4 separate regions of the Homo sapiens genome follow, and all the other regions are linked to region 4. Evidence: chromatin contacts called from ENCODE Hi-C or POLR2A ChIA-PET data. All regions are on one chromosome and are shown on one strand. The core of a region is the stretch at or near the end of the contact, and the rest is flanking DNA. Distances in the headings are between cores, read along the strand shown. Region 1 overlaps JARID2 (jumonji and AT-rich interaction domain containing 2). Region 2 overlaps JARID2 (jumonji and AT-rich interaction domain containing 2). Region 3 overlaps JARID2 (jumonji and AT-rich interaction domain containing 2). Region 4 has its middle 74 kb from the start of LINC01108.

What was found. Hi-C counts contacts between places; a loop is a spot of excess contacts on that map. ChIA-PET counts read pairs that join two places held with the same protein, here RNA polymerase II (POLR2A). Pooled maps may share reads with other maps.
Region 1: a loop to region 4 is called in a pooled map, with 14 times the contacts of the local background. The contact joins two enhancer-like sites. A Hi-C loop is called at or near these places in 2 of 37 single-sample maps with no recorded cell type and 9 of 50 pooled maps. POLR2A ChIA-PET finds 5 or more read pairs at or near these places in 1 of 52 experiments (K562).
Region 2: a loop to region 4 is called in a pooled map, with 3 times the contacts of the local background. The contact joins two enhancer-like sites. A Hi-C loop is called at or near these places in 1 of 168 maps with a recorded cell type or tissue (mammary epithelial cell), 1 of 37 single-sample maps with no recorded cell type and 7 of 50 pooled maps.
Region 3: a pooled map shows a loop between it and region 4 (4-fold over the local background). The contact joins two enhancer-like sites. A Hi-C loop is called at or near these places in 5 of 50 pooled maps. POLR2A ChIA-PET finds 5 or more read pairs at or near these places in 2 of 52 experiments (CD8-positive, alpha-beta memory T cell and H1).

Annotation. Positions count from the first base shown.
Region 1 is chr6:15,323,829-15,329,571 of GRCh38, reverse strand. The region is part of intron 1 of JARID2 (jumonji and AT-rich interaction domain containing 2); the gene reads right to left. It also overlaps the pseudogene RNU6-645P. Among named protein-coding and RNA genes, the nearest start is that of JARID2-AS1, 78 kb to the right of the region's middle. RefSeq lists a silencer at 2,258-2,307. Within about 2 kb of position 2,176, at least 2 of the 41 ENCODE cell types and tissues checked have a DNase peak (open chromatin) inside an H3K27ac peak, as active enhancers do.
Region 2 is chr6:15,284,760-15,289,995 of GRCh38, reverse strand. All of the region lies in intron 1 of JARID2 (jumonji and AT-rich interaction domain containing 2), which reads right to left. Among named protein-coding and RNA genes, the nearest start is that of JARID2-AS1, 39 kb to the right of the region's middle. RefSeq lists enhancers at 2,131-2,180, 2,201-2,250. Within about 2 kb of position 2,160, at least 3 of the 41 ENCODE cell types and tissues checked have a DNase peak (open chromatin) inside an H3K27ac peak, as active enhancers do.
Region 3 is chr6:15,362,727-15,368,628 of GRCh38, reverse strand. The region is part of intron 1 of JARID2 (jumonji and AT-rich interaction domain containing 2); the gene reads right to left. Among named protein-coding and RNA genes, the nearest start is that of JARID2-AS1, 120 kb to the right of the region's middle. RefSeq lists an enhancer at 4,534-4,693. Within about 2 kb of position 3,153, at least 11 of the 41 ENCODE cell types and tissues checked have a DNase peak (open chromatin) inside an H3K27ac peak, as active enhancers do.
Region 4 is chr6:14,208,380-14,214,066 of GRCh38, reverse strand. No RefSeq gene overlaps it. Among named protein-coding and RNA genes, the nearest start is that of LINC01108, 74 kb to the left of the region's middle. RefSeq lists an enhancer at 2,343-2,402 and silencers at 2,653-3,092, 4,183-4,232. Within about 2 kb of position 2,951, at least 30 of the 41 ENCODE cell types and tissues checked have a DNase peak (open chromatin) inside an H3K27ac peak, as active enhancers do.

The DNA of each region.
Region 1 (5,743 bases), core at 927-3,426, 1.1 Mb before region 4:
GGAGACATTAACTAATCTGTGCATCCTCCAGTGGGGATAAGGACAGCAAAAGAGGCCATCATACAGTCCAGTACTCCTTGAGATTTACAGTGAGCTTGCCCTGAGTCAAACAGCAAAATTGTGAGCTAGTTTATTTCAGCACAATAATCTTCAAACTTTTCTGTTAGATCCCAGCAGGATGTCAACTCTCCCTATAAACCCTACCCCTGCTTGCTGCTAGCAGCAGCTGACTTCCCCAGGCCCATCCCTCCCCAACTCACTCATTGCAGGATTAATCACAACCACAAAGCAGAAGAATCCCAGGCCAGAGTCCCAAGGGATAGTAAGATGATGACTAAGGAGGGAATTACAGGCTTGGGGTGATACCAAAATAATCCCCCAAAAAAAAAAAACCATATTAAAGAGACATTTGTTTCTGCCTCATTCAATTTAAGCATCAACAAAGATTATTTCTTTGGGTTCCTAAATCCTGTTTCTGACCTACTTTGTTTCCTTGACACAATGGGTTTACAATAGGTGTACAGATGCTCATGTGGCCCCAAGGGAAAAAGAAGAACTAGAAAAAAAAAGCCCATTATTAAGATACTACATTTGAAGATCTCTCTGGCTTTTACTGCTGGTCACTGTTCACAGGCTTCTTGAACAAGGCAGGTGCCTCCATGCCCATCCCCACACAGGTGGGGCCTCAGCAGCTAGACATCTAAGGAAGGGTCCTTTGCACTCTACATACTTGACAGGTACCCTTCCTGCAGCAATAATAGCCCATGCCATATTAACATGTGCTGCACAGGTGTAAATGAAGTCATCGTGAATTTGAAACAGAGGAAGGTGTTTCTTGACCATCTGAATCTCTTACTTTGAGGCCACAGACACACATTTTGACTGTATGGATGTTCTGAAGTCTGGAGTAAACGAGGCTGTGGTCCTGGCTTTAACACTTACTATATTACACTGGGCAACCTAGATAAACAATTGTATACATCAAATTCTGCTTCTGGAACAACAGGATTAAGCAGTCAATAAAATTTAGCAATGTTCTAAGCACCATACATCTAATCACTTAACGCTCCCAATGACACTAAATGATAATAAGTTTTTCTATTACCTTCGATTTTCAGCATTTCAAGTAACTACAGGTATAAGGCAGCACAGTAACTTGCAACCTGCAACAGCAACCTGCAGACACTGGTGTTATTAGGAATTGCAAGTAATACATGTAAAGCATATCATCCTGCCCAGTGCCTGGTACACAGCGGGTGCCCAGTAAATAGCAGCTTTACTATGTTTTGGAGAATTTGGAGATCCTGTTCACAAGCTCTATCGCTACCTGAATTCCATACAGGTGACTTTGTGGGGGGTGATCTTTGCTTCTTCGGACCTCAGAAGAGGTCCTGGAAAGCCCTTCCAGGAGTGTTGCAAGCCACTGACCCTTAAAATTCACCTCCTGGTTCCCTTCATGAACTCTCACACAGAGGAGAGTCTTCCATTGCACCAATATTTATTGAACAGCTACATGTCCTGGGCCTGTAATAAATATTCACTGGCAATCCACTAAGATGAATCAAAGGTGGCTAGGCTGGGGATGGTAGGGGTTCTCTGAAAACAAACAAGATACTGTATAATGTGTGTGGAGACAAATACAAACGAGGTGCACAACACAGCTACTCCAACACGGAAAATGCATCTAAGTGGGGGATGAAAAACGCTTCACAAAAGACATAACATTGAGCCTTGAAGGACAAGAATGTGAAAGTAAAGACAGCAGAGACCGCGTTGCAGTCCAGGTCACAACCAAGCCCATTCATCTGCTTCTTGAATTTATTCTTTTTATAAAGACTGTCCTAGAACCAAATTTCTATAGTTCTGCTGTTTTACCCCAGAGATTGCTACGTGCCCTTCTTTCCAAGGCTTCCTGTGTCCTTTATGACCTCCCTCCCTCATTCTTAGTCCTCTCTACTCCTCCCCACCACCCACTGGCAGCATGCGGGGATGCACGCACATGCACACGCACACACACGCGCACACACACACACACACACACACTCTTCCAGAATGGAAGGGATGGCAGCTGAATGCAGTATCACTCACATTTATACCTGCCCTAGATGCCATCATCAGATCTCCCCCTCGTGGCCTCACCAAGTATGCTGAATGTTACACATACTGCAGAGTTATGCCCTGAGACTGATAAGGGACTATAATATGAAAATGTGCAGGGGTGGGGTGGAGGCGAGTCAAAAGGCACCTATGCAGCCAGCTATGATAGCACCACTGCACTCCAACCTGGGTGACAGGGCAAGACCGTCTCTTAAAAAAGAAAACAAAAAAGGAACCTAGAAGTTACCATTTTTATTTGTCTATTTAAAAAACAAATTTTTAAAAAAGAAACAGCACCAACCCCAAAAAAGAAAAGGAGGAAGGAGGCTAACAGAGTAAGAGAAAGGGGAGAAAAAAGATCCCAAAGCAAAACCCATCAGCCGTGTTTCAGGTCGGGCCCAAATGTTGCTGCCAGATTAAATGACCCACCTTCACTCTCAAAAGCTGTGGCACTTGGAACAAGTGACCTCATTTCCTCAAGAACAACAAATTAAAGGGACAGAGAGATTAAAAACAAACATGTTTTATCAACCCAACCAGTATCAATGTATAGACCTTATTTGAAAACATGAGACTGACAGTAGGGGAAATCTGAACACTTGACTCATTATGTTATCATTATCATGGGTATGTTTTCTCTAAATAGAATTCACAGCTTTTAAAAATTAATGCTGTGCTGGACGTGGTGGCTGACGCCTATTATCCCAGAACTTTCGGAGGCCAAGGTGGACTGATCACTTTAGGCCAGGAGTTTGAGACCAGTAAGGCCAACATGGTGAAACCATGTCTCTACTAAAAATACAAAATTATCCATGTGCAGTGGCACATACCTGTAGTCCCAGCTACCTGGGAGGCTGAGGCATGAGAACTGTCTGAGTCTGGGAGGTGGAGGTCGCAGTGAGCGAAGATCGAGCCACTGCACTCCAGCCTGGGTTACAGAGCCAGAATCTGTCTCCAAAGAAAATAAAAACATTAATACTGACAGGCCAGGCGTGGTGGCTCACTCCTGTAACCTCAGCACTTTGGAAGGCTAAGGCATGGGGCCAGGACTTCAAGGACAGCCTGAGCAACATAGTGAGACCCCATCTACCAAAAATAAAAATTAGCTGGGTATGGTGGTGCACACATGCGGTCCTAGCTAGTGAGAAGGCTGAGGCGAGAGTATTGCATAAGCCCAGGTGTTTGAGGTCACAGTGAGCTATGATGGCACCACCACTGAACTCCACCCTGTCTCCACCTTCCACCCCCCAAAAAAATGTCTGAGATTTGCTTCACTTAGAGTAAAGGTGTAAATGAAACAAAATTCACCATGGGTTGATACTTCTGCAATTAGGAGAGGCTGCATAGAAGTGTACTGCATATTTTCAGGACTCAAAAAAGCTACTGTTTACCTGGGTTTCATATACACATTGATATTTACCATACTAGAAATTAAAACAAATTTCATATTAATTCATTTAGAAAATTATACAATCATTACATGTTAACAGAAATAAAATTTTTATGAAAATTGTATTTTACACATTGAAAAAACTGTGAGAAAAGTGGCACTGCTTTCCACTTCTGCAAAAGTCTTTAATATCTGGCTTAACGGGAGTCAACACAGTTCTCATAACTCAATTCAATCTGATGCAATATCACATATCATGTAGTATCTGGAAAGCCCCACTGCACATTTGTGAGAAAATGAAGACAATAATGTCTCAGTTTTTACCATGGTACTACTTTTCGCCTTGGAAACTCCCAGGAAGGGACTATGATCTAGGGATCCCTAGATGACAGTTTGAGAACCGCTGTGATGGAGCAAAGTCTATGGCGGTAAATAAGAATTTCCTTGACTTAGCAAGATTTCTACGATCCTCTTTACTCTGGTGAAATCAAAGTCCCAAGTTGACAAAAAGAACATCATGTCACCCCTGAACACCCTCCTGCACACCACACCATCATGAAGAAAGGGTCTCTGTAGTATGGACTGGTCAAAGTACCCTTAGACATTCCCACAGCTAAATTCAGGACAAGCTGTGAATGTTCAAGATGTACTTCTAGACCGCTGATCCCTAATAGGAAATCAATATGCTGGGTCTCTTGACAAGCAATTTTCTTTTAAATTAAATAGGGGGAAAAAAAGGATAGATTACAATATAACACGGAGAGTGAGGCTAAGCTGAAATTGTTTCAGTTGTGTGTGTGCACACACACAGGTAGCCACAAATACTGGGTCTCAATTCGAAAGTTCTTATTGCAAATAAAAGTCAAAATTAACAACAACACAATTCCCTCAGGTACAAGGTACAGATTATAAAAGTCTTTATAAAGAAAGAAAATGGGAAGAAAAACCATGTTTGAAGAGGAAGTAAAGGTGGTGACTAAATTAAGTTAAAAAAATCAAGTTTTGAAATTGTGGTATGGTCCTCATTAAAGAAAAAAAAAGAAATTATAAACACATACGAATACACAGAAAAACTCTAAAAGCATCTCCTCCAGCAAGGGATTTAGGCAGGCTTGAGTGCAACTTATTACTTTATTCCTTTCAGGGCTGTTGAAATTCTTTGACAAAGGGCAGGGAATGCTTTCAGAGTTTAAAACAACAACAACAAAAGACATTCTTTTCTTTTTTTTTTTTTTAATAACAAAACCACCTCTGACCCGTACTTTGCTCCAAACAAATATTAACTCAAAAAGCAGTTGGCGGGAGCGGTGGCTCACACTTGCAATCCCAGCACTGTGAGAGGCCGAGGCAGGAGGATCACACTTGAACTCAGGAGTTTGCAAAGTGCCTGGAAAATAAAGCAAGGCTACAAAACTACCAAAAAAAAAAAAAAACACAAAAATCAGCCAGGCGTGGTGGTGCACGCCTGTAGTACCAGCTACTTGGGAGGCCAAGACAGGAGAACTGCTTGAACCCAGAAGGCGGAGGCGGAGATTGCAGTGAACCTCCAGCCTGGTTCAAAGACTGTCTTTTAAAAAAAAGAAAAAGAAGAAGAAAAAGGAGGGGGGTCATAGTGCTCACCTTGGCAGCTCATATATTAAAACTGGAACATTACACAGAAGATAACACGGCCCCCGTATAAAGATGACATGCAAATTCGTGAAGCTTTTCTTTTTAAAGTGATCACAAGCAAAATGTGGGGGAAAAAATTATAAAACTCCAAGAGGAAACACAAGAGATAATCCTTCCAATCTTAGGTTATACAAAGATTTCCTAGGACACAAAAAGGATGAATGATAATACCTTGGGCTTCATACAAATCAAAAAGGATTTTCTTTTTTTTTTTTCCAGTTTTTTTTTTTCTTTTGAGACAGAGTCTAGCTCTGTCCCCCAGGCTGGAGTGCAGTGGCCCAATCTTGGCTCACTGCAAGCTCTGCCTCCCCGGTTCATGCCATTCTCCTGCCTCAGCCTGAGTAGCTGGGACTACAGGCGCCCGCCACCACGCCCGGCTAATTTTTTGTATTTTTAGTAGAGACAGGGTTTCACCATGTTAGCCAGGATGGTCTCGATCTGCTGACCTTGTGATCCGCCCGCCTCAGCCTCCCAAAATGCTGGGATTACAGGCATGAGCCACCACGCCCAGCCTTTTTTATTTTTTGACAGAATCTTGCTCTGTCACCCAGGCTGGAGTACAGTGGCGCGATCAGCTCACTGCAT
Region 2 (5,236 bases), core at 911-3,410, 1.1 Mb before region 4:
TAATTTGTCTGAGAAAAATTTAAAATCTTCTCCCTCCTTCTTTCCATGAAGACAAGTGGTTTAGTGACTTGTACATTCCACAATTTTGCCAAGTGCAATACACAGTGCTTCTTGTCCCAATTATATCATGTTTTTTATTTTTGTTTTTTTGAGACAGAGTCTCACTCTCTCACCCAGGCTGGAGTGCAGTGGCACCATCTCAGCTTACTGCAACCTCCGCCTCCTGGGTTCAAGTGATTCTCCTGCCTCAGCCTCCTGAACAGCTGGGATTACAGGAATACACCACCACGCCCGTGTGTATTTTTAGTAGAGACAGGGTTTTACCTTGTTGACAAAGCTGGTCTCAAACTCCTGACCTCAAGTGACCCACCTCATCCTCCCAAAGTGCTGGGATTACAGATGTGACTCACTGCGCCCGGCCTTAAAACATGGTTTTTTTTTTTTACAATTTAAAGAGTAAGAAGGGGCTGGGCAGTGGCTCATGCCTGTAATCCCAGCACTTTAAGAGGCCGAAGCGGGAGGATTGCTTGAGCCCAGGAGTTTGAGACCAGCCTGGGCAACACAGCAAGACCTGTCTCTATTTTAATATAATAGTAACAAACGATTTAAAAAATAGAAGAATTGGCTTTATGTAACAAAATAAAAGATTTTCTTTTTAGACAGTTACCCACAAAAGAAGGACACCAGACTACTGCTGACAGTGTTCTGCATGCACCATTCTTAACTATTTTTCATTATTCTTTTTTATTTATTTATTTTGCTCTCGCCCTGCCTTATGGTGCTGACTCTTCATTATTCTTGTGTCCCTCGATGCTTCCCTTGGACTTACCCTTCTGCTGGAGGAAATCATATTCACTTCTTCAAGCCCCAGCTCAAGTGCCACCTCGTTGGATTAACTGTTAACGGGGTTTCACCAACCCCAATCAAGATCATTCATTTGTCTGTGCTGTCCCCAGTGGTGACACTTCTCCTCCCTCCGTGGCTTGGACAACCACCCCTGCTCCTTGCCCCCAGTCCCTCAGTCTGAGCTCCACTATCCACTGCTCACTAACGAGAGAAGCTGACTCATCTCCGGCTTGGGTACCAGAGCTTACTAGCTGCTTTAAGGGTAGACCCTTCTTCACCTCGCCAGGAGGCAAAATCCAAGTAAGATTCACCATTGTAACCCCACAGGGCCTAGTTATGCCCTACAATAAGATCTCCTTTAACTGTAGAGAGAAGAAAAAGACTTCAATAGAAGCTCAAAGGGGTCTTAGGAGGGAACTCCCTCATTTTTGCAAAGGATCAAGCTGAGGCCTGAATAAAGTACACACTGATATAATACATGTGAAACATACTGGCCACTTACTATGTGTGAGCCACTGAGAAACAATCAGACTATCTTCATATAAACTATAAACAGCTAACATATAAAATCCCACCCTTGTGGATCTTATATTCCACTGCAAAGATTCAGACAAACAAGTAATAACGTTGGGCACTCGCTTGATATAGTTCAGATATTTGTCCCCACTCAAATTTCATGTTGAAATGTAATGTCCAGTGTTGGGGGACAGGGCCTGGCAGGAAGTGTCTGGGTCATAGGGGTGGATCCCTCATGGCTTGGTGCTGTCCTAGCAATCGTGAATGAGAGTTCTTGTGATATCTGGGTGTTTAAAAATTGTGTGGCATCTCCCCTTTTCTCCAACCCCCACCTCCTGACCATGTGAGGTGCCTGCTCCCACCCCTCCCACCTTCTGCCATGAGCAAAAACTCCCAGAGGCTTCCCCAGAAGCTAAGCAGCCATGTTTTGTGTACAGCCTGCAAACTAAGAGCCAATTAAACCTCTTTTCTTTATAAATTACCCAATCTGAGGTATTCCTTAGAGCAATCCAAGAATGGCCTAATATGCCACCATACCACCAATGTGCCTTCCCCTTTGCCGTGGTGGTCACTCTTTGGGACTGTCACACCTCCTGAGCTTTTCTCACAAGCTTTGTTCCATCTGCCTCAACTGCTATTTGTGTCATCCAAGATACAAGTATTCAAAGGCTGCCTGTGACACTGTGCTAGGTACTGGCAGATCAACGGTAAATGGGGCAGAAACAGTCACCACACCCCGAAAGCTCACAGAGCTCACAAATGGGGAAGTGGGTATTATACAATGCTTTTCATAAATGTCCATGATTCAAAGTGCTGAAATGAGTAGAGGGTGCAGCTATGGGCATGTTTAACATGGGCTCCTAACCTAGACATGTCTCCTCGAGGAAATGACACCGAAGCTAAGGCCAAGGTAAGACTCCCCTGACAACAGTGGGATAGCTCCAGACAAAGGCAGCAACTGCAGGAAGAAGGAAAAGAGATTCTCAGAGGTTCTGAAGTCTGTGAACTTGAATAGGGAAACAGTCCCATATTCACTTTCACCAATCTCTTGCTGAAATGTAACATTCCCTTATATTTTGAATATACGCCACACACCAAAAATGTAATTCTGTGTGAGTTTGGTATCAACACAAAAAATTGCAAATACTCTTATACTGATTTACAGTGGTTGCAGATTATCTTGAAATAACATCATTATTTTAAAATTACAATAATTAGACCCACTATGAGGACTTGTTATTCAACAAAGGACAAAGAAACATATTACCATATCACAAATTTGTTCTTTATCATTTTGATGGCTATATTTCAATGTCATGGGTCCCCTCTGTAATCCTGGGTATTTTACTTAAAAAAGTATTTGGAAATATTTTAAGAAGGGGTCACACATTTCACCCGATTGCAAAAGCACTTTTAGGAAAAAGAACCTATGATTAGAGAACAAGGAAAGAAAGGATCAAGAGGGGTTTTTTTGTTTGTTTGTTTGTTTGTGTTTTCTTTTTTTTTGAGATGAGAGTTTCACTCTTGTTGCCCAGGCTGGAGTTCAATGACGCCATCTGGGCTGACCGCAACCTCCGCCTCCCAGGTTCAAGCCTCAGGTTCAAGATTATCCTGCCTCAGCCTCCGGAGTAGCTGGGATTACAGGCGCCTGCCACCACAGCCAGCTAATTTTGTATTTATTATTTTTCTGACAATGGGAAAGAGGCAGCAGTTGTAATATGGATGGCTGTTATTCCTATTACCTTCTATTAAGAGGCGCTTTTTTTTTTTTTGAGATGGAGTCTCGCTCTGTCGCCCAGGCTGGAGTGCAGTGGCATGGTCTCGGCTCACTGCAAGCTCTGCCTCCCGGGTTCACGCCATTCTCCTGCCTCAGCCTCCCAAGTAGCTGGGACTACAGGCGCCTGCCACCACACCCAGCTAATTTTTTTTGTATTTTTATTAGAGACGGGGTTTCACCGTGTTAGCCAGGATGCTCTCGATCTCCTGACCTCGTGATCCGCCCGTCTCGGCCTCCCAAAGTGCTGGGAATACAGGCGTGAGCCACCACGCTCTGCCAGCAAAATTTCAATCGAAACACTGCAATGAGCCGGGCACTGTACCTCATGCCTGTAATCCCAGCACTTTGGGAGGCCAAGGCGGGTGGATCATGAGGTCAGGAGTTCAAGAACAGCCCGGTCAACATGGTGAAACCCCGTCTCTAGTAAAAATACAAAAATTAGCCGGGTGTGGTGGTGGGCACCTGTAATCCCAGCTACTCGGGCGGCTGAGGCAGAGAATCATTTGAATCCGGGAAGCAGAGGTTGCAGTGAGCCGAGATCACACCACTGCACTCCAACTCGGGTGACAAAGTGAGACTTCATCTCAAAAAAAAAAAAAAAGAATTCTTCCAATTATAAAATTAGATTGCTATTCTAACTCACATTCTATTATTGAAGTCTCACATTTTCAAAGAAAGCATTTCTGTTGTTTGTACTTGTTAACTTACTTAGCCACTCACCCAAAGGAGAGTCAAGCAATTGGCTTGTAGATGGCGCTACTGCACTCCAGCCTGGGAGACAGAGTGAGACTCAGGAAACAAACAAACAAGAAAAAGGAAACACTGCACTGAAAGGAAAAACTTCAAACTTCATATAACCAAGTTACAAAGAATAATCCCACTGCTCATAGTTATACATCAGAAATTGCAGGTTGTTGAGTCAACCACTGTCAACCTGCTGCTCTTTCATCAAGTGGGCTTTAAAATACAAGTGTGATACATAATGCATGTTTTATGCCAGCAAAATTCCTTTATACAAGATTCCAAAGGCTCTCCAAATTCTTTTATTGCAAGATGAATTTTTTTAAAAGGATGCATGGCTAGAAATCACACTTACTGTATGCAATGTGGAATGACTTACGAGATGCTGCCTTCTTTTCTAGAATTGTTATCCTCTAACCTCGTTTATTGGGGAACATGTTAGAGAACTAGAAAAGGTCTCAGGAATAAAAAGCAATTTCAAAGTCCACGCATGAAAGCAATGATACCCTCTATCTGGGTTTAACTTTACCTCATGTTATATATATATATATGTATTTTTTTCCTTATTTGTCATTTTTAAGTCATTCTATGACCAGATGTTTAACTTTACTTCACAAAGTAATAACCTAGTTAACTGACTTCCCATATTGTAATTAATTGCATAATGAAAATATACTTAAAGTACACTGACGGCTGGGCGCGGTGGCTCACGCCTGTAATCCCAGCACTTTAGGAGGCCGAGGCAGGCGGATCACCTGAGGTTAGCAGTTGGAGACCAGCCTGGCCAACATGGTAAAACCCAGTCTCTACTAAAACAAACAAACAAAAAATACAAAAATTAGCTGGGCGTGGTGGCAGGTGCCTGTAATCCCAGCTACTCAGGAGGCTGAGGCAAGAGAATCGCTTGAACCCCAGAGGCGGAGGTTGCAGTGAGCCAAGATCGTGCCATTGCACTCCAGTCTGGAGAACAAGAGCAAGACTTCCTTTCAAAAAAAAAAAAAAAAAAAAACCCAGAAAGACTCACATTAATGCAAAAGTTCAATTCAATGCAATTGTTCTGAAATGTTTTCAAAGCAGTTACATCATTTAAAAGAAATTTCATGAATGCTAAATATGTACAACAGATGAGAGCAAGCAGTGACTGCAATCCAGGTGAGGGGCGCAGAGCCAGTTCTTAGGGTGACTCTACCAGACCCAACTAAAGCTGTTTGTTGAAGGGCAAGCTCCTAGCTTTATGTTTGCTGCCTTTCAAAAGTAAACACAATAGCATAATGGATGTTAACTCTTTTTCAACCTTATTTTGTCCTTTCTTATGAAGGATTATAAAACAGCCAGGCACAGTGGCTCACACCTGTA
Region 3 (5,902 bases), core at 1,904-4,403, 1.2 Mb before region 4:
TTACGTGACACGGTCTCTCAAACCCTTCTCTTTTGGTTACTCAACTTGGGATGACTTCTCTTTAAAACCCAACAACCAGAATTAAATATACATTCAAATTACATGTGAATAATCCTCCAGAACAGATCCAACACATACAAGAAGATAATTCTATTTCCATGCACAGTCTCATGACACTGCAGGATCTCATGAGTTTGCAGTTAACTATATCCTCCATGGTGACTGTTTCTTTGCAGGGATGGGGAGGAAGTAAGTAAAAGTATTGCATCACCATGAAACAAGAACCAAATGAAGGATCCAATCCAACCAAAAGCACAGCTCCCAGTGATACAATTTTATTTTCCTGTGATGCTCTCCTCTACTCATTTTAAAGACAAAAAAACAAAAAACATCAAAATTAAAACCTTGTACAGGCCACTGACAGAAAGCTATGTGTGCATAATATAACCAAGTTGTATTCAGACCAGGTTAATGAACTGCTTTACAAGACAAAAAGGTACATGATCCACACTTTTAAAAACCAGATTGTTTTGATATAGTTTCTAACTACACCAAGAGTTCTTATAATTTGTCTCAAGGTTGGTTGGATCACCCACCAAGAAAAAGCCTTTACAGGATGGTGTTCTGCAGTGACAGCCAACTCTTCAATAATATGGGCCCTCAAAAATCTCTGAAAAGGACTCAAGTACATTAGTGCAAGAAAACAGAGACATCCAGGTCAGTAAAGCTCGCAGAATGGGTGCCACCCAGAGGATGATACTTGGAGTCGACTGGAAAGACTTGAAAACTCCATCATGATTGTACTAACAGCAAACCTCTCCTGGGGAAGCAGGAGTTGGGCAGTGAGCTCAGCACCACCTGCATTTAATAATCATGATTTCTCTGCTCAGCCTTCCTTTAGTATAAGGTCCACACCACTGCTTTCTCCCTTTAGAGTCAAAGGTATGGGGGAAACGAAGTAATCGTGAAACTTTTAGTTATTTCTAGAGATGAATTCCAGAGTCTTGACGCAAATGTGGCATTGGTAGTCAGTCCATGGCAGATATCAGATCAGGAAGTAAAATTTCAAAACTCAGAAATGTGTTAGTAGCCAGAGATGTTAAATATGTAACTCACACTGACTCCTAGGTAAAAGCAAAATTAAAATTATTGGTTTGCAGAGGCTTCATGTAAACAATATATGAAAAAAAACTATTATTAGTAGTGGGGATAGAAGTGGGAGTAGGGGAAGGAATTTTCTATTACTAGCCTACAATTGGCAAACCATCGTTATGCAATTTGTTCATACCTTGGTTTTTATTATGGTTTCAAATTCAGGCCATCTTGATTTGGGAGAAGGAAACAAAGATGAAAAAGCATGGGTTAAAGGAAAACACATTTCTGATCAATTAAAAATCAATTTTCTGACAATTACATCTATTTAAAAATGGAAGACAGTTAATTTCCTATCACTTGCAGGCAAACTACCTTAGACACTCATGCTTCACAGGTAGAGTGGTCAAGTCATTTATTACCCAAATCAAGGGCACTGGTAGTAACGACAGGGAAATACCTCGTGGAAACTGGGTCATGGGTCAACCAACTCTACCAGGCCCCTTCCAGGAAATCTGAATCAATTAAAAACAAACCAAAAAAAGCCTACAATGACACAAAGACTTTTTTTTTAACCATATCTCCAAAAAGAAATAAAGCCACTACAATAAATATTATAAAACAAATATAACATAGACATAGCAGGATTGTAAGTGTGACACACATCTGTTCTAAAGTTGGAATTCAGACCCCCCACCAATGTTTTAAATAACAACCTGGTGATAAAGAGGCAGAAGGTGGCAACCTAGGTGCACTTACGGAAGGTGCTGCAAAAAAACAATCCTGCTTCCACTGGGCAGGGGCACAGGACATCAAAGGCTCTTCACAACCCCTAGTACCTAAAACCAACTGAAATGCAGAAATCGCCTTCGAATTGATGGGGCCATAGGAGACCAAGGAAAGGAGCACTCAGGATCACAGGCAGGAAGATCTCCTAACACAGAGCCTCTTTATTAAAATTCACAGAAATGCTAAGACATGGCAATTGGAGTTGCCAACCCCACCCCCCACCCCCCCCGCCCCCCCCGCCCCCCACCCACATATAGAGATCGCTAGAGCTCTACAGGTGGAGGGATGTGGCTACTTTCAAAAAGAAAAAGAAGTGCTTTTCCTGACTCCAATGCCCAAAGGACCAACATGCAATGTCATATCATGGGATTAAGGATGGTGGATCTGAACAACAGCCGTACAGAGCTGAATAGCAAATGAAAAAAAACATTCTAAAAAACTAGGCCCATGGACAAGGAAAGGATTGATTGCTATTTCCTCCTCCCAAGGATAAATGACTGGAATCCTGTACATGAATGCCTTTTATTTTCAGAACGTGTTTCTCATATACCTGCTGTTAAATCACCCTACTTGAAACAACTTGTGGCTGCCTGATATGCCAAACCTGTTCCAGCAACACTTTGAGAGAAAAACGAAAGCACCAAATAAAAAATTGGGAGGGAATGTTGATTCTTCCCACAGATTAAGTGTAAACAAAAATGGGGTTGGGGGTGATGAAGGAAAATGAGAAAGGTACAACTTCAACTTTGTCTAAAATAACCTTTTCTTCCCTTTTAACAAAGTAACAGTAGTACTAATAATTTCCAATTGATTTAATTCCAAAAAAAAAAAGTAGTCTGTCAATATTCAAATAAAGTGAAGCCTGAGTAACATTCACAACTGGAAATAAGGGGCCAGGAAACATCTTGAGAGAAGAAACTTACTTACTGAACTTGTGAATGATGTTCCCTTGCCTAGGGTTTAAATTAAAAGCACTTCAAAGCAGCAAATTTCTTCAGACAGACATGCTTCCCAGGTTAGGGTAAACGGCCTGAAAATGCTTCTGCAAGGAGAGTTTTACTTCTTCCAAACTCCCATTAAATAATGTGTACTTATCTTTGATTACTGCCTATTTAAAAAAAAAAAAAGCTGCAGCTGAAATTGGATTAAGAACTTCTGCTGAAAACGATTTATTGCATAACACAACTCTGACAGGCTGAATCTCCGGCCACCAACTGAGCCTTTATAAAAATCTGCTGGGCAGCTGCCAAGTCAGCTCTTTTGCGTCTGAGCATGTCAGACATCCGCCGTCGTCAAGGCAGCAGCATGGCAGCAAGACGTCCGCACGCTCATGGTTAAAGGGTGCAGTCAGGGAACAGAGCAGCCAGAACCACGCAACACGGCATTAAAACCTCCTGCAGTGCTGGATCTGACGGTTCGCTTTTTCAATGTAATCAAAAAAGACCCAAGATCTACAGCAGGATTATCTTCCAGCATCTAACAGACACCTGGATTGTCAATGTACCTTCACTGATGGAGTGGTGGCGAGGAAATCAAATTACAAATAAATTATTGGCCAGTGTCTTCAAAAATCAAATCAAATAAATAGTTCAATATCACCAATGCCAGTGTGCAACTATATATGACTTCACTTTGGGAATTTATGTTACTAGAATTTCCTTGGGAATTTATGTTAATTTATTTACAAAGAAATTCTAATATTTGGATCTTTTAATCACTAATGCCTTTTTATGTTCATTATGATATACCCCCAAAAAATCCCCAAATGCCACATTCTAATCTGCACCGTCTAATACAGTAGCCACTAGTCACATGTAAGTACTTATAATTAACTCAATTAAAATTTAAAATTAAGGTCCTTGAGTCATGCTGGTCACATTTCAGTTACTCAATGGCCACAATCCGACCACCTGTCAATGGACAACACAGCTACAGAACGGTTCTGTCATCACAAGAAGTTCTTTTGGACAGCACTGACATATCTGCATTAAATTGGATAGGGTTTCAATTGACATTGCGTGTTACGTGATAGTGCATTTTACTACGTCCCTGAGAGTCTTATGTGCCTTATGTGTTACTCCATTTACCAAGAAAACTGTGGGAGATAAGAAATCTTTTACAAGAAAATTAGAGTCTAAAGCAGGCAAGAACTATTCAAAGTGCAGACATCCACTCATACAACTCTCCAGGTTGGAAGTGGTTCCAGTCCTGTGGGGCACATCTGGCCTCTAGGGGTTTTGCAGGAAACCCCTCTTGCAGGAAACATCCTGAAGATGAAGTAAAGTCTGTCTGCAAAGCCTTGAAGACACACTGCTTTCCTACACCTTCAAATCCTTTTCTAAGGAAATCACTACAAAATAAAGCCTCCGGGATTGAGGCCAGACAAAAACCAGTCCTATCCACCAGCCAGTCTCCAAGTACCCACAGGGTGGCCAAAACAGGCTTGATTTGATTCATGGTTGCCCCTTACTGACAGGGCTGGTTAGAATTACGGCCCTGTGGGTGATGGAAAGGAGTTAGTGCTGCTGTTTCTTCCACCAGGACCCAGGACACTGCTGGGGGATCATTTTATGAGATCAATCAATGCCTGACTGACTCGCTGGCTTTTTTGGTTGAACAATAACTACCCCACCCGAACCCCAGCAAGGAAATAAACAGAAGTATACGTATATTGTCACAAGACTGGTTATCTCTGGTCATGTTATATTACAAACCACCAGTTTATTTTTGTCTATCTCATGCAAATTTCCACACTAACAGAAAGTCTACAAATAAACTCTGTCCTTGGACTTAACATAAACTGACATATTGCCTTATTTTTTCCAGAAACAGATAAAGTTGTCTCATATGCCTTAACCCCTTCCTGTGTCCTCCAGCCCTCCCAATAATTAATAACCACCCTGGGATTGGCACCCTTTCATTACAGGTATGGGCCTCCAGAAACCATTCTGATGCACATTTTCCCTCCAAAAAGCATTTCCCACTAATAACGTGTGTCCACCAAGCGACAGGGCACACACATTTCCTGTACATATTCTCTTCCACATTTTTCAACTAGCATACTTATCACACAAACATTTTTAAATGCTGAAACTGAGGTTCAGAGGTGTGAAGTAGTACAGATCACATTCTGACTAGTCTGTGTCTTACTCGCCTTTTATGTTCCTGAGACATAGCAATGAGTCCAGCACGTAGCAGGCACTTGAAGGCCATTCCAAGACACAACACAGGGAAACAGGTGGCAGGTGGAAAGAGTGAGAGGTACAAAGAAGCCTGGATTCCAATTCTGGAATTCTGTGAATCTTACAGTGGCTCATGTGTAAAACAAATAATTATCTAAGGCAATGGTGGCAAACTTGAGCAGACATCAGGAACACTCCCAGGGCTTGTGAACACACACTGTGCACAGCCTCCTTTCGCTGAGATTCTCTCAGGTGATGCTAATGCTGCTGGTTCAGGGATTACACGTGAGAAGTGCTGGTGTTTGAACAGCAGACATGCAGCCTATTCAACTTTCATCCTAGTCTTCCAGGAAAACTGTTCTCACTGCCATGAGAAACACTCTAATTGCCAAATTTAACGCAAACTTTTTATCGGCAACTGGACTCTCCCCTGGTTTTCCTGCCACACTAAAATACCTTTTCTGCTGTTTCATCACCTCCACCACCTTCAAGTTTGATTCTTCTGCCGTCCCCTTATCTCCAATCATAATCTAAATACTGATAACTACTAAATCATCTTCTTGACAATCTCCTCCCTCCCCACCACAACCCTCTCCACACCACCTTCCTGGCTACTCTGGTCTAGAAACCGAAACTGGACTTGGCACTTTTTTTCTCATTGTTGACATTTGCTTTCAAAATCCAGGTAATCCTGTCTGTCTCTCAATTCCTTGGATACCTATTTAAACCAGAAATCTCATCTCTTTCCAAAGACAAGAAATCTCCTAAAATGTCTCTACCACCAACTAATCCCAATTCCAACCATCTACCCCACGTTCTTTCTCTACAAACACAGCCAC
Region 4 (5,687 bases), core at 1,702-4,201:
AAAAGAGCAGTTTCCAGGATCGAACATATTTAACAGATGTGCTGCAGGTTCTGAACATGATTCCACAAAAGATGCCCCCACTGTCTAAGAGGACGGCCACTCTGCAGCCACGACTGCGCCCCTGAAAGCACAGGACAGTAGGGGAGGCTCCTTCAGCTGACACAGCCAAGGATGCTTCTGAGCTGGGGAGGTTGGAGTTAGGGCTTGAAGTCAGGCGAGGTTTGGTTAAGAATGGAAATAAGGATTCAGCGATGGGGAAGCATTTCAATTCCACAACTAGACACTGAAGCCTGGATTCAAATCCCAGTTTTGCCATTTACCAGTTGTGGACCTTGATGAATTTCTTAACCTCTCTGGCCTTCAGCCTCCTCAATTATGCAATGGGAATTATAAGAGTTGGTGAAGCACACAAACCTAATTAATAAGTTAAGAGATGTAAGACACTAAATGTGATGTCAATGTTTGCTATTATCCGTATTTTTATATTATCCCCTATGGCAGAATGAAATCTCATTGACCGGCTTTCCTGGTTAATCTCATAAACTGTCTCATTTTTCAACTATTACAAAATATAGTCCAATCAAACTGAGAAACGTGACCACCTCATTCAAATCAGTACTTCTCTCCTCCTTCCAACACCTGGAGGCTGGCTTAGGTCTGGAAGCATGTGGCTGGGACGGGGACCCAGTCAGTGTTTGTTCCTGCTTCCTGGATCCCCCACCTTCTCCAATCACTGGGTGATTCTGGAGGCTGGAAAGTCCAAGGTCAAGGTGCTAGCAGATTCAGTGTCTGAGGAGGGCCTGTTCTTCACAGATGGCACCTTCCACAGGTTCTCTCATGGTGGAAGAGGCAAGGCAGCTTCCTTCGATCTCTTTTATAAAAGCACTAATCTCATTCATGAGGGCTCCACCTTCATGACTTCATCGCTTTCCAGAAGTCCCACCTCTTAATACTGTCATATTGGGTATTAGCGTTCACAAACAAATTCTGGGGGGACATCAACATTCAGGCCATAGCAGGTTTCTCAGGGCCCAAAGAACAAAGCTCTTCAAGGAGGATTCAGCTGCATTTGGGGTTGGTGCCCTTGGGAGTGGCAGATGTGCACATGCTGGCTCTTCTGCGGATGCTTTTCTGGGTTTTCTCAATCCTCTTCCCCTGTTGTTGCCAGTTCACCAGCTGCAGCTCTGGGACATGGGTAGCCCCTGTTAGCTGGCACTCACTCGTCACCCTCAGGTCCTGGCATGTGCTGCTCACCTCGCCCCTGTGGGGGGATGTGGGTCCACCCTGCCTCTAGGGAGACTTAGTGCATGTATAACTCACTGGCTCTTGGAAGAAGAGGTGGCTCCAAATACCTCCTTCTCTCGCCACTGCAAACAGCCGTCTGCTTTGCAGGTTGCATCTGTCCTTACACCTCCCAAACTCCAGGAGACACCTAAAGCTCTTCAGGGAGTTCTCTGGAGCCCAAGTCATTTATCTTGAGGTAGGTGGAGAAGCAAAACATATAGACACCTCTCTAAAAAGAAAGACCCACTGCTGGCCTCTCCTGCATCCTTAGCCTCCTATCGTATCACCCCAAGGCGAGGCTGGTGTCGGTCCCTTAACAACACCCCAGAGAGGGTCTATACCTCACTTGAGAATGGGGGTGGGAGTTGTTTGACCCATATATTGTTCTGTGTTGGGGTCTCAGCAGAAATTCCAGCAGTCACGAACACAGAGTCCCTTTGAGTGTCCTGTTAGGGGCTGGAGTAGGCTGGGGGCATCTTTGGATATTACCTGGAGGGCAGCCCAGTGTGAAAGGCCTGACTACCAGGGAATGGAATCCGGGCTTCGTGGTGTAGACAATGGGCAGGCAAGGTGTGTTTCTCTTTCCTTTTCACATGTAGGTAAGTGCAGCCCCAGTTGCTGGACTTGCCTTCACATCCACGGACCTGCCCTTTCCCAGGGTCAGCTGGGTTCAAAGGGCTCTCAGAACGTTTTCTTTAAAGGAAAAATGGAGAGTGGCAAACGCGTGCCTAGGTGGGAGCAGGGAGTAGAGGGGGGCGGTTTAGATAGCAGTAAGGGGACATCAGACCAGCTACAAGCCAACAAGGAAAAAAGTGACGTAAGGAAAAAAATCCCAGGGAGCAGAGAGAAAAGTAGACTCCCCAATGCCTCGCAGTAAATGAGGACGCCTGGCGCCTGCGGCGAGGTCAACTGAGGTCAGACGAGCTTATCTCTCCTGTCCCGGGAATTAAGGGCATCCTGGGGACAGCTGCAGAGCAGGAGGCTCCCCGTGCCCTCCTCTTCCTAAGCAAGTCAGGATCCCAAGAGGCGCGTGCGGGGAGGCCCCTCCGAAGGGCTGCTGGCTTGTGTCTTCCACCAGCGCAAAGGGAAGCTATCGGTTGCTTCTGCAGTGAGGCAAGCTCAGCCGGACGCCCAGAAGAGAGACGAGGTGTCGCTGTCGGGGTGTCTGCCTGCCTCTTTAGGATCAATTATTAGCGTACAGATCCTAAAACAAAACAAAACAAAACACTCCTGAAAACATCGACTTGCCTCAGTGACAGGCCCCAAGTTCGGGACGCCAGGAGACGCCAGCGGGGCTGTGAAGTGCAAATCGCCCCGAGGCAACCCGAGAACGGGAGGACTGTCACCAGCCCGCCAGGAGAGTGCGATGCCCCGGTCCGTTCCGGAGCAGGGAAACTTTTGCGGGAGGCTGCGCTGGCACCGGCCGCCTGGCGCGGCTCGCGCGGACCCGGGCGACGGGACACGCAGCGCGGCACTGCCACCTTGTGGGCATCGGCGGCAGCGGCGCGGCGGGGCGAAGCCGGCGAGGCGAGCGACCCGCGGCTCGGAGCCCGACGCCGGCCAGCGAACGCCCGCAGGAACGCGCCGGCCGAGCGGGAGCCCGCGGGGGCGGGGCGCGCGGCTCCGGTCACGTGGGTTAGCAACAGGCAGCAGCCAATGAGAACGCGAGTCAGGTGGTGCGTGCGCCCGCCGCGCGCGGGAGGTAAGGGGCCCGGGAGGAGGCGTGGGCGCGCCACGGGCCCGGTGGGACCGCGGGTGGGGAAGTCCAGAAAGCTTGCTCTTCCCTGTCAGGAGCCGCCTGCCGCAGGCGGGATGAACGAGAGCTGTAAAATGGGACTGTCCCATTCCCACGCTCCACGGCTGCGACCCCTGTACGGGGCAGTGGGCGGCGGCGCGGGTAGGAAGCAGGCGGGGAGCGACGCGGAGAGCCCGATTTGTCCCTCCTCCAGCCACTTGTTGCTTATCCATGGGCCTGGGACTGCCATTTGGATCCACACAGGGGAATTAAAACAAAAAGAATAATGAGGCTCCTGGCCGTGGCGGGGTGCGCATTGGCCCTCTTGCCCTGCGTGTAGCAGGTGGAGGAGACAGGCTCCATCCTTAGAGCTTCCCAGAGCCCAGGGTTGGCCTGAAGACACCAAAGCAGAGGACAGCCAGGAATTGGGTCAGAAAGAAAAAGCTTCGTTGGTTTTAATTATTTTAAATAGAAAAGCCACATCCAAAAGTACCAATAATGATTTTTACAGTAAACCCACTATGTTGACATAAACCAGCCCACCCCTGAACGCACAGAAGACCGTAGCACAAACCGTGAGAGGCGTATTGAAGGACTGGGGCAAAATCAGGACCGACAGGCAAGCGTGGTTTCCATCAGGGTCTTACTCCTCTGGCTTCCTAGTTTAGGCAGATTTCACCCTGTTAATAGGGTCCGTGGATCGGTCTCTCTTTCTCTCCTCTCTCTCTAGCTCTCTATCTCTCTCCCTTTCCACCTCGTGTTTCATTCCTTTGAAACAAATCCAGGGAGCAGATGGCCTCAGAAGGGTATCTAATCCATGCCTGGCCTCGAGGCACGTACTATAAGCTGTGATACCGTGCTAAGGTGTTATTATAGAGACAAAAATATCTCAGACTGCAGGATCTAGCCATCCTATTCTTAAAGTTCCCTAGGGAAAGATGTTGTACAATATTCTTTGATAACCTACTACAAATGCTAACCACTTTAAGTACAATATAAGAACCTTCTGATCCTAGGTTTTATTTGTTTCTATTTAAACTCATTCAGGGTCAGGCTACCCAGAGGGCAGTTGAACACCTGTCCGGTGGCTTATGGGAATGCCTTGCACGATGTGCACTTCCCTCCACCAGGATCAGTGTGTCTGCTGACACTGGGGACCATGCCTGAGACATAGGTACAATTGGGCTGTGCCAGGGCAGCTCAGAGAAAGTGATCCACTCTGATTCAGACCCTGCCAGCTGAGTTACTTACTTCCCTTACTTCCTTTTTTTTGAGATGGAGTTTCGCTCTTTTTGCTCAGGTTGGAGTGCAATGGTGCAATCTTGGCCTACTGCAACCTCCGCCTCCCAGGTTCAAGTGCTTCTCCTGCCTCAGCCTCCCGAGTAGCTGGGATTACAGGTGCCCACCAGCATGCCTGGCTAATTTTGTATTTTCAGTAGAGACGAAGTTTCACCATGTTGGCCAAGCTGGTCTTGAACTCGGATCTCCAGTAATCTACCCGCCTCCGTCTCCCAAAGTGCTGGGATTACAGGCATGAGCCACCGCACCCGGCCACTTGCTTCTTTTAGAGAGCAGGCTTTGTGCACCTACCAGTGTTGAAATACACTACCTTAATGGTTATGCTTCTCCAAATTTGATATAGTATTTGATTTTTAAATGTACCATACTCTTGAGTTCCTGACCAGTACACTGTTTGAAGGATGTCACAAGGACGTGCATTTGAAAGTCTGAATCCACAAATATGTATTGTGCTCTAATTGCCAGGCCTGGGCTTAGATACTGGGGATACAGCATTGCAGCAGGGAATTTGCAGAATGAAATGGAACCGTGAAGAAAGGAAATGAAAATAAATCACCCTGTTTCCATAGTCACCTCCCCCACACTAGTGGACTATTCTCTCTTAATCGGCTCCCTCAAACTCCTGCCTCTAGGACCTTCATTCTCTCTGACTTCTTTGATCATGGAGCAGTAAGATCACCATATGTTGGATATTGTTAAATAACATGATATGTTGGGAAAAGTCATGCACTAGGAATGAAAAAAAAACATACAGCTAGCTTCAGCCCTGGCTCTGCCACTTGACAAAATCCATAACTTTCTACAAAACTTTAAGATCTGAATCTTGGAATCTTAGTTTCCTAATCCCTAGAATGGAATAAAGAGTCTTACTTGGCAACTCCACAGGTTCAAGATTCCAGGCCTCAGTTTTCTCATCTGTAAATTGAGGGGTTTGACCTAGATTTACAGCTTGCAAATTTTCCTTAGAAGTGATTCCCCATTTATAACAAAATCCAACATAAAACCCCAACATATAAAACAGATAAAGACAGACTTGCTTTAATGGCCCTGAGGCAGAAAGCTCTGAGTCCTATATACTCTCTTCTCCTACCTTTTAAAGGCCTTGAGGCATCTGTGCAGAACCCTGGGGTTTCACTGAACACAGTTGGAAACTCACTGTGCTAGGTGATTGTTTTAAAGTACCTTCCATTTCTAAAATTCTATAAATCAAAATTTCCTAACATTGTATATTTCTATGATGAGATTTAACCCGTTTTCTTTCTTCATTTATTTAATTATGTTATAGGAGATAGTCGCAAGCTAAAACCAAAATATCTTTCATCACTCCCTCCCTATTTGTAAAGCCAATCTCTCTGCCACAGGGAGGAAA